2 separate regions of the Homo sapiens genome follow, and region 1 is linked to region 2. A link is a contact called in ENCODE Hi-C data. All regions are on one chromosome and are shown on one strand. Each heading gives the region's core, a stretch centred on a gene start or an enhancer-like site at or near the end of the contact. The rest is flanking DNA. Distances are from core to core; before and after follow the strand shown.

Region 1 (6,507 bases), core at 428-2,927, 180 kb before region 2:
GCCTGGGTCTCAACGCACACCGCTGAGGGCGGGGACCCACTGCCCCAGCCGTCAGGGACCCCAACGCCATCCCAGCCCAGCGCAGCCATGGCAGCTACCGACAGCATGAGAGGGGAGGCCCCAGGGGCAGAGACCCCCAGCCTGAGACACAGAGGTCAAGCTGCACAGCCAGAGCCCAGCACGGGGTTCACAGCAACACCGCCAGCCCCGGACTCCCCGCAGGAGCCCCTCGTGCTACGGCTGAAATTCCTCAATGATTCAGAGCAGGTGGCCAGGGCCTGGCCCCACGACACCATTGGCTCCTTGAAAAGGTAAGTAGGTCAAGAGGCAGGAGCAATGCTAAAGACAGGGGTTGGGAGAGTGGTCGCAGAAGGCCCCCAGAGACACCTAAGACCCAGCCCTCCTTTATACTGGAGGCGCTGAGCGCCCCAGATCACAACTGTACTTGTTCCCCTGGCAGACGGCCCCTCCCAGGCCAGGGCCGGTGTGTTGTGGAGGGCAGGGGGAGGGTGGGAGTGCTGTTCCGGGGCCAGGGACTAGGATTGCCTGAGGCCTGCTCTCTTACCCAGGTCCCTCTCTCCTCAGGACCCAGTTTCCCGGCCGGGAACAGCAGGTGCGACTCATCTACCAAGGGCAGCTGCTAGGCGACGACACCCAGACCCTGGGCAGCCTTCACCTCCCTCCCAACTGCGTTCTCCACTGCCACGTGTCCACGAGAGTCGGTCCCCCAAATCCCCCCTGCCCGCCGGGGTCCGAGCCCGGCCCCTCCGGGCTGGAAATCGGCAGCCTGCTGCTGCCCCTGCTGCTCCTGCTGTTGCTGCTGCTCTGGTACTGCCAGATCCAGTACCGGCCCTTCTTTCCCCTGACCGCCACTCTGGGCCTGGCCGGCTTCACCCTGCTCCTCAGTCTCCTGGCCTTTGCCATGTACCGCCCGTAGTGCCTCCGCGGGCGCTTGGCAGCGTCGCCGGCCCCTCCGGACCTTGCTCCCCGCGCCGCGGCGGGAGCTGCTGCCTGCCCAGGCCCGCCTCTCCGGCCTGCCTCTTCCCGCCGCCCTGGAGCCCAGCCCTGCGCCGCAGAGGACTCCCGGGACTGGCGGAGGCCCCGCCCTGCGACCGCCGGGGCTCGGGGCCACCTCCCGGGGCTGCTGACCCTCAGCCCGCACTGGGAGTGGGCTCCTCGGGGTCGGGCATCTGCTGTCGCTGCCTCGGCCCCGGGCAGAGCCGGGCCGCCCCGGGGGCCCGTCTTAGTGTTCTGCCGGAGGACCCAGCCGCCTCCAATCCCTGACAGCTCCTTGGGCTGAGTTGGGGACGCCAGGTCGGTGGGAGGCTGGTGAAGGGGAGCGGGGAGGGGCAGAGGAGTTCCCCGGAACCCGTGCAGATTAAAGTAACTGTGAAGTTTTCACTCTTGCAGTGTGTCTGAGTGTGTGCGGGCTGGCGGGCGGGGAGTCCTCGCCCCTTGGGAGAGAAGGGCACGGACTGCGCCTGGGGTCTGGCCCTCCGCCTTCCCTTCTCCCCAGCGTTCTGCTCTGGCTTTGGCGCCGGCCTCCGTGGCCCCGCCCTCGGCGCCGGGCGCGCACTTCCCGCGGGCGGGGCTCGCGGCTCCCTGGCTCGCAGTGCCTGCCGGGAGCCACGTCTCCGAAGACCGATAGCTGCTTCGGGATTGGCGTCCGGGCGGCTATCTAGGGGCTGCTGGGAAGATGGCGGACTCGGTGGCTAGCCGATGAGGAGGCCGCGGGGGGAACCCGGCCCCCGGGCCCCGAGACCGACTGAGGGAGCGACCTGCGCAGGGCCCGGGGAGTCATGTAGGGGTGGCGCCTGCGGGGAGGGCTGCGGGAGGGCAGCGGGAGCTGGTGTTAGCGGCAGCGGCCACGGTCTCCTGGCGTCCCTGGGCCGGGGTGGGTGTTGGGGCCCCCGACTTCGCCGACTCCGCGCCATCGCAAAGCGGTGCACTCGGGCTCCACGCGCGCCCTGCGAGGTGGGCGCTGCGTTTTCATTTCACGGGTGAGGAGACTTAGAGAGACGAAGCCACTTGTCCAAGGTCACGCCGCTGGTGAGTGGGAGCGCCCAGCATGGAACCCAGCACCGTCCAGCCGCGGAGCCCGCGTTCCACCCTCTGTGCCGCCGCCGCCTCCTGTGGGAGAGGGAGGTGGTCGGGAGAGTGCACGCCGGTGCCGCCTGGGCTCCAGACTGGGCGCGACCACTAACCCGGTTAATGACCTCGGGCTTAACTTAACCCCTTCGCTGCTCTGGGCCTGCGTTTCTCCACCGGTGAAATGAGGTAATGCCAGCCCTGCCTACTCTTCATGGGCGTGTAAGGAGCATCAGAGATGGTGCATGTGGAATTGCTTTGCAAGTAGTGCTGCGCTGAGCGCACTGAGGATTATGATTGCTGTTTCAAAGGCGTGGAAGGAGGCAGAGGGGCGGGGTGGGGAAGAGGCCCAGAGCAGTCACAAAGGCTTGCTCTGACCACAGGCCCCCTAAATGAGGAGTGAGGTAAGCAGTAGGTAGCAGGTCTTTCTCCCCTTTGGAGAAAACCTCACCCCCTTTTTTGGGCTGCCCCTCAGGGTCTCCATCACCCAACTCCATGCTTCGAGTCCTGCTCTCTGCTCAGACCTCCCCTGCTCGGCTGTCTGGCCTGCTGCTGATCCCTCCAGTACAGCCCTGCTGTTTGGGGCCCAGCAAATGGGGGGACCGGCCTGTTGGAGGAGGCCCCAGTGCAGGTCCTGTGCAAGGACTGCAGCGGCTTCTGGAACAGGCGAAGAGCCCTGGGGAGCTGCTGCGCTGGCTGGGCCAGAACCCCAGCAAGGTGCGCGCCCACCACTACTCGGTGGCGCTTCGTCGTCTGGGCCAGCTCTTGGGGTCTCGGCCACGGCCCCCTCCTGTGGAGCAGGTCACACTGCAGGACTTGAGTCAGCTCATCATCCGAAACTGCCCCTCCTTTGACATTCACACCATCCACGTGTGTCTGCACCTTGCAGTCTTACTTGGTGAGGAGGGGCTTGAGGTGGGCGCCTGGGGGGCTAGGTGTTAATGAAGAATAGGGAGAACAGTAGAGGACCACGGACAGAGACCCAGCCTCTCAGGCGTTTGCCCAGGAACGCTTGCTCCTGCTCCCGTCCTATGTCTGCGGCAGACATCATGAGTCGAACGCACTCCTTCCGGCCTCGCTAGGGTGCCACCCCAGATTCCTGCTAATAGAGTGCCCTAGGAAGCCACCATAATTTGTCACAATTGGTATGAGATGAAAGCCTATTTGCCATCTTTGTATGTACTCCCTACAAACCGTTTCGATACCTCATAGCCACATGATACTTTACATGTCTCTAGTGTTTGCACTTAAACTCTAGCACACCTTCCCGCTCAGGAAACGGGAGAGGAGAAAGGTGGAGAATTCACCAAGTAACCCCATGATAAGAACAGCAGCACAGCTCTGTTACCAGGCTGCCTTTTACCTCTCCCCCTCAGGCTTTCCATCTGATGGTCCCCTGGTGTGTGCCCTGGAACAGGAGCGAAGGCTCCGCCTCCCTCCGAAGCCACCTCCCCCTTTGCAGCCCCTTCTCCGAGGTGGGCAAGGGTTGGAAGCTGCTCTAAGCTGCCCCCGTTTTCTGCGGTATCCACGGCAGCATCTGATCAGCAGCCTGGCAGGTGCTGGAGGGGGTTAAAATCAGATGGGGGTGGGGAGGGCTGACAGGAGGAGGAAGGTGGGCTCAGTTGGCTGGGCTGAGGTGGAATTGAGCCAGCCGGAGGTCCGGCTGAGGCCCAGCGTGACAGGCTGCTCTTCACAGAGGCAAGGCCAGAGGAACTGACTCCCCACGTGATGGTGCTCCTGGCCCAGCACCTGGCCCGGCACCGGTTGCGGGAGCCCCAGCTTCTGGAAGCCATTGCCCACTTCCTGGTGGTTCAGGAAACGCAACTCAGCAGCAAGGTGGGCTTGCCACCCACCCTCCAGTGCATCTCTGTCATTCTCAGGGACCTTGTCAGGCCCAGCGCCTCGTGCAGCTCGGCTATCCTTTTCCTGAAGCAGACACACCCTCTCTGTCCCCTGGGACCTGCATCTTTTCTACACCCTTTCTGTGGCTTGCCCACCTCCTGTCAGCAGCATGCATTCCTGGAAATCTGCAGTTTCCCAAAGCACTCTTAGCAGCATCCTAGCTCCACCCATCCCTCTCGAAGTCTTCAGGGCCAGACCCCACAGCGATGTCCCCTCTGCCTGTCTGGTGATTAGTCACGTGCAGCTCGTGACTGCTTTGCTGTTGAACTGTGAGGCCGGAGGGACTGTCCTGTCTTTACAGCAGTGTTGTAAACCTGAGGGCTAAGCCTCTCTAAGGCTTAGCTTGTAAAAGATGACTGCAGAAATACTTGACACTGGGTAATGAACTGCTCTTCCTCCACAGGTGGTACAGAAGTTGGTCCTGCCCTTTGGGCGACTGAACTACCTGCCCCTGGAACAGCAGTTTATGCCCTGCCTTGAGAGGATCCTGGCTCGGGAAGCAGGGGTGGCACCCCTGGCTACAGTCAACATCTTGATGTCACTGTGCCAACTGCGGTGCCTGCCCTTCAGAGCCCTGCACTTTGTTTTTTCCCCTGGCTTCATCAACTACATCAGTGGTACGCAGCCAGGATGGCTGGCTGGGCCCCTGAGGGCTGGAGAGGCAGGGGAGCAGGGTGGCCTGCAGCCCAGAGCCCCAGTCCCCGCCTCCCCACAGGCACCCCTCATGCTCTGATTGTGCGTCGCTACCTCTCCCTGCTGGACACGGCCGTGGAGCTGGAGCTCCCAGGATACCGGGGTCCCCGCCTTCCCCGAAGGCAGCAAGTGCCCATCTTTCCCCAGCCTCTCATCACCGACCGTGCCCGCTGCAAGTACAGGTGGATGGGGCAGCCTGGGGCAAGGGGAGGGGCCAGCCTGGGACCAGCAGAGTGGAAAAGCCAGAGGGACCATGAAGCGCCAAAGCTAAGGAGCTCTCGGCCACCATAAAACTGGGCCCTGAAGCAGCAGAGGGCTTTGCCCAGGGTGGTGGCACTAGACTGGGACAGATTAGGATGAGGTGCCGGGCCCTTCCTGCTACTGGTGTCCTTTCTCCTCAGTCACAAGGACATAGTAGCTGAGGGGTTGCGCCAGCTGCTGGGGGAGGAGAAATACCGCCAGGACCTGACTGTGCCTCCAGGCTACTGCACAGGTGAGCAAGGGGCAGGCGGCAGGCCCGGGGAGACGGAGCCCTGGCTAAGGCCGCCGGCCCTGCTCCCCTCCAGACTTCCTGCTGTGCGCCAGCAGCTCTGGTGCTGTGCTTCCCGTGAGGACCCAGGACCCCTTCCTGCCATACCCACCAAGGTCCTGCCCACAGGGCCAGGCTGCCTCTAGCGCCACTACTCGAGACCCTGCCCAGAGGTAAAGGAGGCAGGGTGGGGGAGCCCTGGCCACCTTGCCCGCCATGCCCTGAGCCACGTCCCTCCCCCTGCAGGGTGGTGCTGGTGTTGCGGGAACGCTGGCATTTCTGCCGGGACGGCCGGGTGCTGCTGGGCTCGAGGGCCCTGAGGGAGCGGCACCTAGGCCTGATGGGCTACCAGCTCCTGCCGGTGAGTGGCCCTGGCCTGGCCCGTGGCGCATCCTCACTCCCAGCCTGCGGGTAACCTGCCGCCCTCTCCTCTCCCCACAGCTACCCTTCGAGGAACTGGAGTCCCAGAGAGGCCTGCCCCAGCTCAAGAGCTACCTGAGGCAGAAGCTCCAGGCCCTGGGCCTGCGCTGGGGGCCTGAAGGGGGCTGAGGGGTTGATGTGGGGTTCAGGATGGCCCCCCCATGGGGGGTGGATGATTTGCACTTTGGTTCCCTGTGTTTTGATTTCTCATTAAAGTTCCTTTCCTTCCCCGTTGTGAATCTCAGTTTTGGGACGGGGAGCAGAGCTGAGTCCCCCGCCTCTTCCATTCATGCCCCGCCCCCCATACAAAGACAAAAGGCCACAGATAGGTGGGGGCCAAAGCACTTTACTGCAGGGGCAGTGGGGGAGGAGAAGACTTTAAATTATTCACTTAAATAAAAAGGAGGGAGGGGCATGGGAGGGGGAACCCCATCCCACCAGCCTGTCCCCTCGTCCATCGGTCCCTCGGCTGTCCCTCGGTGGCGGCTACACAGGCATGGGCATCTCATTGTACTCGTCCACACCCTCCCGCTCATCAAACACCGGCTCTGCCTCGTTAGCATCCAGCTGTGTGTGGGGAGGTGGCGGTCAAGAAGGGAAGTGGGGGGGCCTTTCCAGATCCACAGGGAGGCAAGAGGAACCGGGGGAGGCAGACGGGAGGGCTTACACATTTCATCTCTCGGTCGGTGAAGATACGGGTGAGCACCACCATGCGGAGCGGCACTGTGAGGATGAGGATGAAGGGGAAGGCCAGGGAGGCAGCTGTGGACATGACGGCCCAGAGCAGGGCCAGGCAGAGCAGCTGCAGGGCCGTGAACAGGTGCATACGGAGGGTCCGGACCTGGGGGGCGGAGACAGGTGAGCCCAGCTTCCTC
Region 2 (6,798 bases), core at 271-2,770:
GTTGCACCAAGTTTGTCCTGGGGCACAGCAGAGGCTCTCTGGAGGAAGCTCTTCTTACCCTGGACTTCTGGAGTGGAAAGAAGGAGCCAGGCCATGTGGGCGCATGGAGTGCTTCTGCTAGTTCCATCCTCCAACAGCCCCAGGGCCAAAACACGTCAGGTGGTCAAGTCCAACATCAATGAGCAGGGGAGTCTATACGGGAGGAGTGTGAGTATTTGCTGAATAATAATAACCCAGACTGTCACCCGCCACCTCAGAGAGGAGCTGTGAGGACGGAGGGAGTCACTGCCTGGTTTGTGCACATGTTAAATGCTTACCCCATGCTAACTGATACGTGGAGGATGTAGGGATGGGTCAGATTCTCAAGGTCTTGATAAATCACGTTGAAAATTTTGGGAGCCATGGAGGCTTCAATCAGAAGGGTGACAGGGTTTGATCTGGATTTCAGAGCAACCCCTCTGGAAGCCGCGTTGAGGTTGGTCTGATGGAGGCGAGACTGGGGTCTCAGGGTGATGAGCAGTAAGTCATCATGGGGAAAGGAAAGATGGAACGAATTCAGGAAATGCTGGGAAGGTGGGACTCACGGGTAGATGGCAGAGGGGCTGTGTGGAGGGAAGCAGGTGCCTAGGCTCTCGGTTCTTGGCTTGGGTCAAGGGACATGATGATAGACCCTGGGCTGGGGAGCACAGGAGGAAGGGCTGGCCTGTGCAGGGGATAGAGGAGGTGATAAACCGGCTTAGACATGTGGAGTGTGAGGTTCTCACAGGACGTTTAGGTAGAGGTACAGGTCTTGGCGTGTAAGAGAAGAATATGGACATGGGACATATATTTGGGAGTCAAATCGGTTAAGGGGCAGGCAGGAAGTGAGCCCCAGTTATTGAGGTTTCCAGGGAATGGGAAATATGCTGGGTTGGCGCAGGGGAACTCCAGTGGCGCATATTCACATGTGGCTGACGTCGCCGTGAGATAGCCATCCTCATATTCTTCTTCTAAACTAAAGCCTGAAATTACTTGGGGGTGGCAAAGCCCAGCAAAAGAGCCCACCCCCAGCCTCCATGGCTAAGGCTTGGCCAATGAGTTGTAAGACAAGTGATGTCTGTGAATTCCGGCAAAGCACAGTGAAGGTAGCCATACCCTTCTCTGTCCCCTCCTCCATCCTACTGCCTGACTTGTATGAGATGGCTGGAGCTCTGGCAGTCACCGTGGACTAGGAGGCTGGGGGCTACATCCCAGGTGGAGGCCGTGAGGAGGAAGGAGGCTGCGTGCCCTAGGCCTTCATGGGGCCCCTAAGCCACTCAGGACTGTGTTTACAGAGAAACACGACTGTCTCTTGTTGAAGCCGCTGTGAACACATTTTTCTGTTCCATTCAGCTGAACTTGGTCCACAGGGAGCCATTTTGAGTCTGCCGTTCTTGGTCAAGCCTCACCCCGGGGGCATTTCCAGCCTCTGTTTTCTCCGCGGGATTAATAAGAGGCAGCCGTGCCCGGTCCAGTCGCCGCGAGGTGTTGTGCGCCACCTGGTGGTCGCGTGGCAGACAGCATTCCTCCAAGCGAGACAGCACCAGCGGCTAAAATGCAGCTATCTGCACCTCGAACCCAGCCCATCTTTTAGCCAATGACAAGCCAAGTGCCCCAGAGTCCTGCATGGCAGTGGACGCTGACAAGAACTCCAGGAATTCCAGATTGCATGGAGCTTCTCGGCTCAGGTGTGTTTTCGGAATCAACTGCGGGCAGTTTCCAAGGAGCCAGTTGGCGGTCCCTGCGTCTCCTCGTCCAGGTCGTGAACTTCTGTACTAAAGGATTCCATGTGACCCCTCTGCTGCAGACTCTGGTCTCAGAGCAATAGTGAGAGCTGGAGAGAAGGGAGGGAGATGACTCACTGCTTTACTGAGCAGGAAATTAACACCAAGGGAGCCTAACCTGGCAGCAGCCTGGAAAAATTGGTTTGCGGTGGTTTGAGCAGTGGGCAAAGTGGGTTTATGTGGGCGAGCTTATTAACACTTCCTTTTGCTGACTGCGGGTACAAGCTTGAAATGGCCAACAGTGCAGCAAATAGAGACCAAGTTGCAAAAATGAGTCTTCATCTCACTGAAGTTTGAGAAATTGCAGAGGCTCGTGGAGAGACTCCTGGTGCCAGGACACGCAGGTCTCCACCCAATCTGGCCACTCTGTGTGTGACCCGGGGCCCGTCCTCTGTCTCCAGGCTCCCCTTGCTACATGAGGTGGCCGGAACACTGCCTGGGTTTTGAGGCCAAGGGTTTGTAGGTGTTGGTGAAGAGAAGGGGCCCCCAGGCTAGGTGAGGGGACCTCAGTTACCTCCCCCTTTCCCAATCATCCTTTTCTGAGGCCACCTTCAATTGCTACCCTATCCTAAAAGGCCTCGAAAAGCAACAGGCTCTGGTGTCCCGACATCTTCTGGTTTCCTCTTCTTTCTGTGAAACAACTGAGTCTCAGCTTTTCTCATTTGCATCCCCACCTGGCAGCTGAAGAGCCGCAAACAAAATAACACCTGCTTTACATGAAGGGGAAGTGACTTGGGGCTGGAGTGAGAGGTGGGCCCGGGTCATAAGTCCTTGTTTGTTTTCTTCTTTCCTTACACTGCTTGGTGGGTTCTTCGTGGTCCTCCGCAAAGAGGGTTTGGGAATGGCGGGTGTCTCTCTCACTCGGAGCCAGCCCCTGTCTCTCTTCTGCACTGTTCCTGAGCCTGGGGTGGGTGTCTGGAGCGAATGGACTGGATTCCTCCCCAGCCCCAGGGTCTCTGTCTCTGGTGAGGGGCAGGTGGCTGTGTGTTGAACAAGCCTCTCCCTCCTCTGATCCACAACCAAACACATACAGGGATGTCCCGGGTAACTCTGGGAGTGTCCCTGTCTCTGGCCCTGCATTCTGGGGTCTGTGAACTGCAAATTGCTAGATGGAGGGATCTGCCTACCCCAAAGGGGAATTTCCAGGGAGAGGGATCTGTCCACCCCAAGGGGTGTGGCCAGGGATCCTCCTCCAGGAGATGAACCCCACAGACATGACTTTGGGTCCAAGCACCATCAATGCCATTTCCTGGGGCTGCATGGCTGGGAACCAGTTTGCCGACCAGTCGGAGCTAGATAGGGAGGGGGCAGGGCCGAAGTGGAGGTCTCCCCCTTTCCTTTCACTGCCTTTCTACATGCGGTGCTGGTCCTGGATCTGTTGTCCTGAGACTCTACACTTGTCCTCTCCCTCCTCTGCCATGTCTTGTGGGGACAGACCCCTGCAAGTGGTATCTCCCACACTTCCAGGTTCCACCCATGGGAGGCCTGAGCATGAGACAGAGGGGGCTGGACCTTCTCTCCCTTTCTCTCCAGCTGCGACAGACAGGCCCCCAGGGCTCCCAGCTTCCACTGGTGACCCGGCTGCAGGGTCTGGGAACTCCACGCCCTCCCTCTGCCCCTGCCTCTCTGGGCATTGCTGTCTCTGGAGTACCCACCCTGTTTATCTCTTAGTTCACCCATCCTCCCAGCTTCCAGTTCCCTGAAGTCCAGTGTCTCCGTGCTAAGTCTCCCAGCAGTCCCTGATTCCCAACCCGTGTGTCTTGCTGGATCTTCCTTCCCCACCTTAATCAGGCTGGCGCAGATCCCACCATAGTTTTTTGATTGTGTTTGTGTGTGAAACAGGTCTGTCAAGTTCAACCAACATCTGACATCCAGTTCAGTTTTGCCTCTCCTCCCAGCTCTGCTGGACCCCAGGTCCAAGGCTCCTACCCTGGGGAGGGGCAGGTCTGGCCGTCCCCTCCTCTCTTCCTCTCCCACACCTGCTGATGCTCCTGGGGCCAGGATGGAGGGGAGGGGGCTTGGAGGAAAAGTGGCCCCACTGGCGTGGCCATTTTTGCTTACATGGACCCTTGGGCTCTGGGTGGCTGATATGCAACACTGGCTCTTCTGCTGGATGCAGGTGTGTGTTCTTCCGAGCATCATGGACCTGGACCTGCACAGTGCCCTGATGACCTGTCCCCTGCTGTCCACCCCACAGCCTCTAACTGCATAGTTCTCCTCGTCTGCCTGGCTGCCCTCTTAGAAGGGGGTGTTACTGGATTCCTGTGGCCACCACCACAAGGTGCATAAACTGGGTGACTCAAAACAACAGAAATGTATTCTTTCATGGTTCTGGAGGCCAGAAGGTCAAAATCAAGGTGTTGGTAGGGCCACGCTCCTTCTGCAACCTCTAGGGGAGCATGCTTCCTTATCCATCTGGCTTCTGGTAGCCCCAGGTGTTTCATGGTTTGTGAAAGCATCACTGCAATCTCTGCCTCTGTCTGCATATGGGCTTCTTCTTTGAGTGTGTATGTGTCTCTCTGTGTCTTCTCTTCTTCTTATAAGGACACTGGCCATTGGATTAGGGTCCACGCTACTCTAGCGTGACCTCGTCTTAACTGATCACATCTGCAAAGACCTGTTTCCAAATAAGGTCACAGTGATAGGTACCAAGGGTTAGAACTTCAATATATCTTTTTGGAGGACACAGTTCAACCCACAACAGGTGCAGACACACCTTGGAAATATTGTGGGTTCACTTTCAGACCCCGCAATAAAGCAAATATTGCAATAAAGTGAGTTATAAAAATCCACTGGTTTTCCAGTGCATATAAAAGTTATGTTTATATTATACTGTGGCCTATTAAGTGTTCAATAGCATTATGTCAAAAATACAATGTACATACTTTAAATTAAAAAAATCTTTATTGCAAAAAAATGCTAACAATCATCTGAGCGTTCAGTGAGTCATCATCTTTTTCCTGGTGGAGGGTTCTGCCTTGGTGTTGGTGGCTGCTGACTGATCAGGGTGGTGGTTCCTGAAGGCTGGGGTGGCTGTGGCAATTTCTTAAAACAAGAAAACAATGAATTTTGCCACATCAATGGACTGTCCTTTCATAATATATTGCCTTGTAGCATGCAATGCTGTTTGGTAGCATTTTACCCAAGGTAGAACTTCTTTCAAAATTGGAGTCAATTCTCTCAAACCCTGCTGCTGCTTTATCAACCAAGTTTATGTCATATTCTAATTTTTTTGTTGTCGTTTCAACAATGTTTACAGCGTCTTTACCAGGAGTATATTCCATCTAAGGAAACAGGCAGGATGTGGTGGCTCATGTCTGTAATCCCAGCCTGGAATCATCCCAGGCCTAGGTGGAAGGATCACTTGAGGCCAGGACTTTGAGACCAGCCTGGGCGACATAGTGAGACCCTGCCTATATATAAAAAAAAAAAAGAAAGAAAAAGAACCAGGCATGGTAGCATTCACTTGTTCTAGCTATTTTGGAGGCTGAGGTGGGAGGATTACTTGAGGAGCTTGAGGCTGCAGTGATTCATGATTACATCACTGCACTCCAGCCTGGGCAACAGAGCAAGACTCTGTCTCAAAAAAGAAAATAAAAAAGAAAGAAGAAACTGTTTTCTTTGCTCATTCATAAGAAGCAACACCTCATCCATTCAAGGTTTTTTTTTGTTTGTTTTGTTTTGAGATGGAGTCTCGCTTTGTTGCCCAGGCTGGAGGGCAGTGGCACAATTTCAGTTCACTGCAACCTCTGCCTCCTGGGTTCAAGTGATCTCCTGTCTCAGCCTCCTGAGTAGCTGGGACTACCGGCACATGTCACCATGCCCTGCTAATTTTTGTATTTTTGTAGAGAAGGGGTTTCACCATGTTGGCTAGGCTGGTCTTGAACTACTGACCTCTGATGATCCGCTCACCTCGGCCTCCCAAAGTTCTGGGATTACAGGCTTGAGCCACTGCGCCTGGCTGCCAGTCATGTTTAGTCATGAGATTGCAGCAACTCAGTCACCTCTTCAGGCTCCCCTTTTAATTCTACTTCTCTTGCTATTCCCACCACATCTGCAGTGAGTTCCTCCATTGAAGTCTTGAACCCTTCAAAATCATTCAGGAGGGTTGGAATCAATTTCTTCCAAACTTCTGTTAATGTTGCTATTTTGACCTCTTCCCATTAATTACAAATGTTCTTAATGGCATCTAGAATGGTGAATCCTTTCAGGAAGGTTTTCAATTTACTTAGCCCAGATCCATCAGAGGAATCACTATCTACGACAGCTAGAGCCTTACAAAATGTATTTCCTAAATAATAAGACTTGAAAGTTGAAATTGCTCCTTGATCCATGGGCTGCAGAATGGATGTTGTATTAGTGGGCATGAAAACAACATTAACTCCTTGCATGTCTCCATCAGAGCTCTTGGGTGATTAGGTGCATTGTCAATGGGCAGTGATATTTTGAAAAGAACAGTTTTTTTCTGAGCAGTAGGTCTCAACAGTGGCCTTAAAATATTCAGTAAACCATTCTGTAAACAGATATACTGTCATCCAGGCTTTGTTGTTTCATTTATAGAGCACAGGTAGAGTAGATATAGCGTTACTCTTAAAGGCTCCAGAATTTTCAGAATGGTAAATGAGCATTGACTTCAACTTAAAATCACCAGCTGCATCAGCTCCTAACAAGAGAGTCAGCCTGTCCTTTGAGGCTTTGAAGCCGGGCATTGACTATGAATGTCTCTAGTTATGAAAGTCCTCGATGGCATCTTCTTCCAACAGAAGGCTGTCTTATTTACTTTGAGAATTTGTTGTTTATGTAGCCACCTTCATCATTGATCTTGGCTAGGTCTTCTGGATAACTTGCTGCAGCTTCTCTTTGCACTTTGATGTTATGAAGATACCTTCTTTCCTTAAACCTCATGAGCCAATCTCTGCTGGGTTCAGACTTTTCTTCTGTAGCTTCCTCAACTCTCAGCCTTCATAGAATTGAAGAGAGTTCGAGCCTTGCTCTG

Evidence for each region. A loop is a pair of places that touch in the nucleus more often than their neighbours do. Pooled maps may share reads with other maps.
Region 1: a loop to region 2 is called in a map of OCI-LY7, with 2.4 times the contacts of the local background. The contact joins the promoter of FASTK here to the enhancer-like site in region 2. A Hi-C loop is called at or near these places in 2 of 168 maps with a recorded cell type or tissue (CD8-positive, alpha-beta T cell and OCI-LY7) and 4 of 50 pooled maps.

Annotation. Positions count from the first base shown.
Region 1 is chr7:151,075,979-151,082,485 of GRCh38, reverse strand. FASTK (Fas activated serine/threonine kinase) reads left to right here and starts at 1,677. Exons shown (of 10, transcript NM_006712.5): 1 at 1,677-1,801; 2 at 2,564-2,986; 3 at 3,465-3,644; 4 at 3,785-3,924; 5 at 4,394-4,607; 6 at 4,706-4,865; 7 at 5,085-5,176; 8 at 5,250-5,385; 9 at 5,459-5,573; 10 at 5,654-5,862. The coding sequence starts at 1,720. The coding sequence ends at 5,761. TMUB1 (transmembrane and ubiquitin like domain containing 1) reads left to right here. Exons shown (of 3, transcript NM_001136044.2): 2 at 1-311; 3 at 586-1,401. The coding sequence ends at 937. SLC4A2 (solute carrier family 4 member 2) reads right to left here. Exons shown (of 23, transcript NM_003040.4): 22 at 6,300-6,473; 23 at 5,963-6,199. The coding sequence ends at 6,119. RefSeq lists enhancers at 370-664, 1,382-2,357, 2,358-3,334, 4,311-5,286, 5,287-6,262 and 1 more and silencers at 1,263-1,942, 5,405-5,484.
Region 2 is chr7:150,893,378-150,900,175 of GRCh38, reverse strand. No RefSeq gene overlaps it. Among named protein-coding and RNA genes, the nearest start is that of AOC1, 44 kb to the right of the region's middle. RefSeq lists silencers at 1,418-1,477, 1,495-1,655 and an enhancer at 1,361-1,655. Within about 2 kb of position 1,520, at least 4 of the 41 ENCODE cell types and tissues checked have a DNase peak (open chromatin) inside an H3K27ac peak, as active enhancers do; they include OCI-LY7, where a contact is called at or near this core.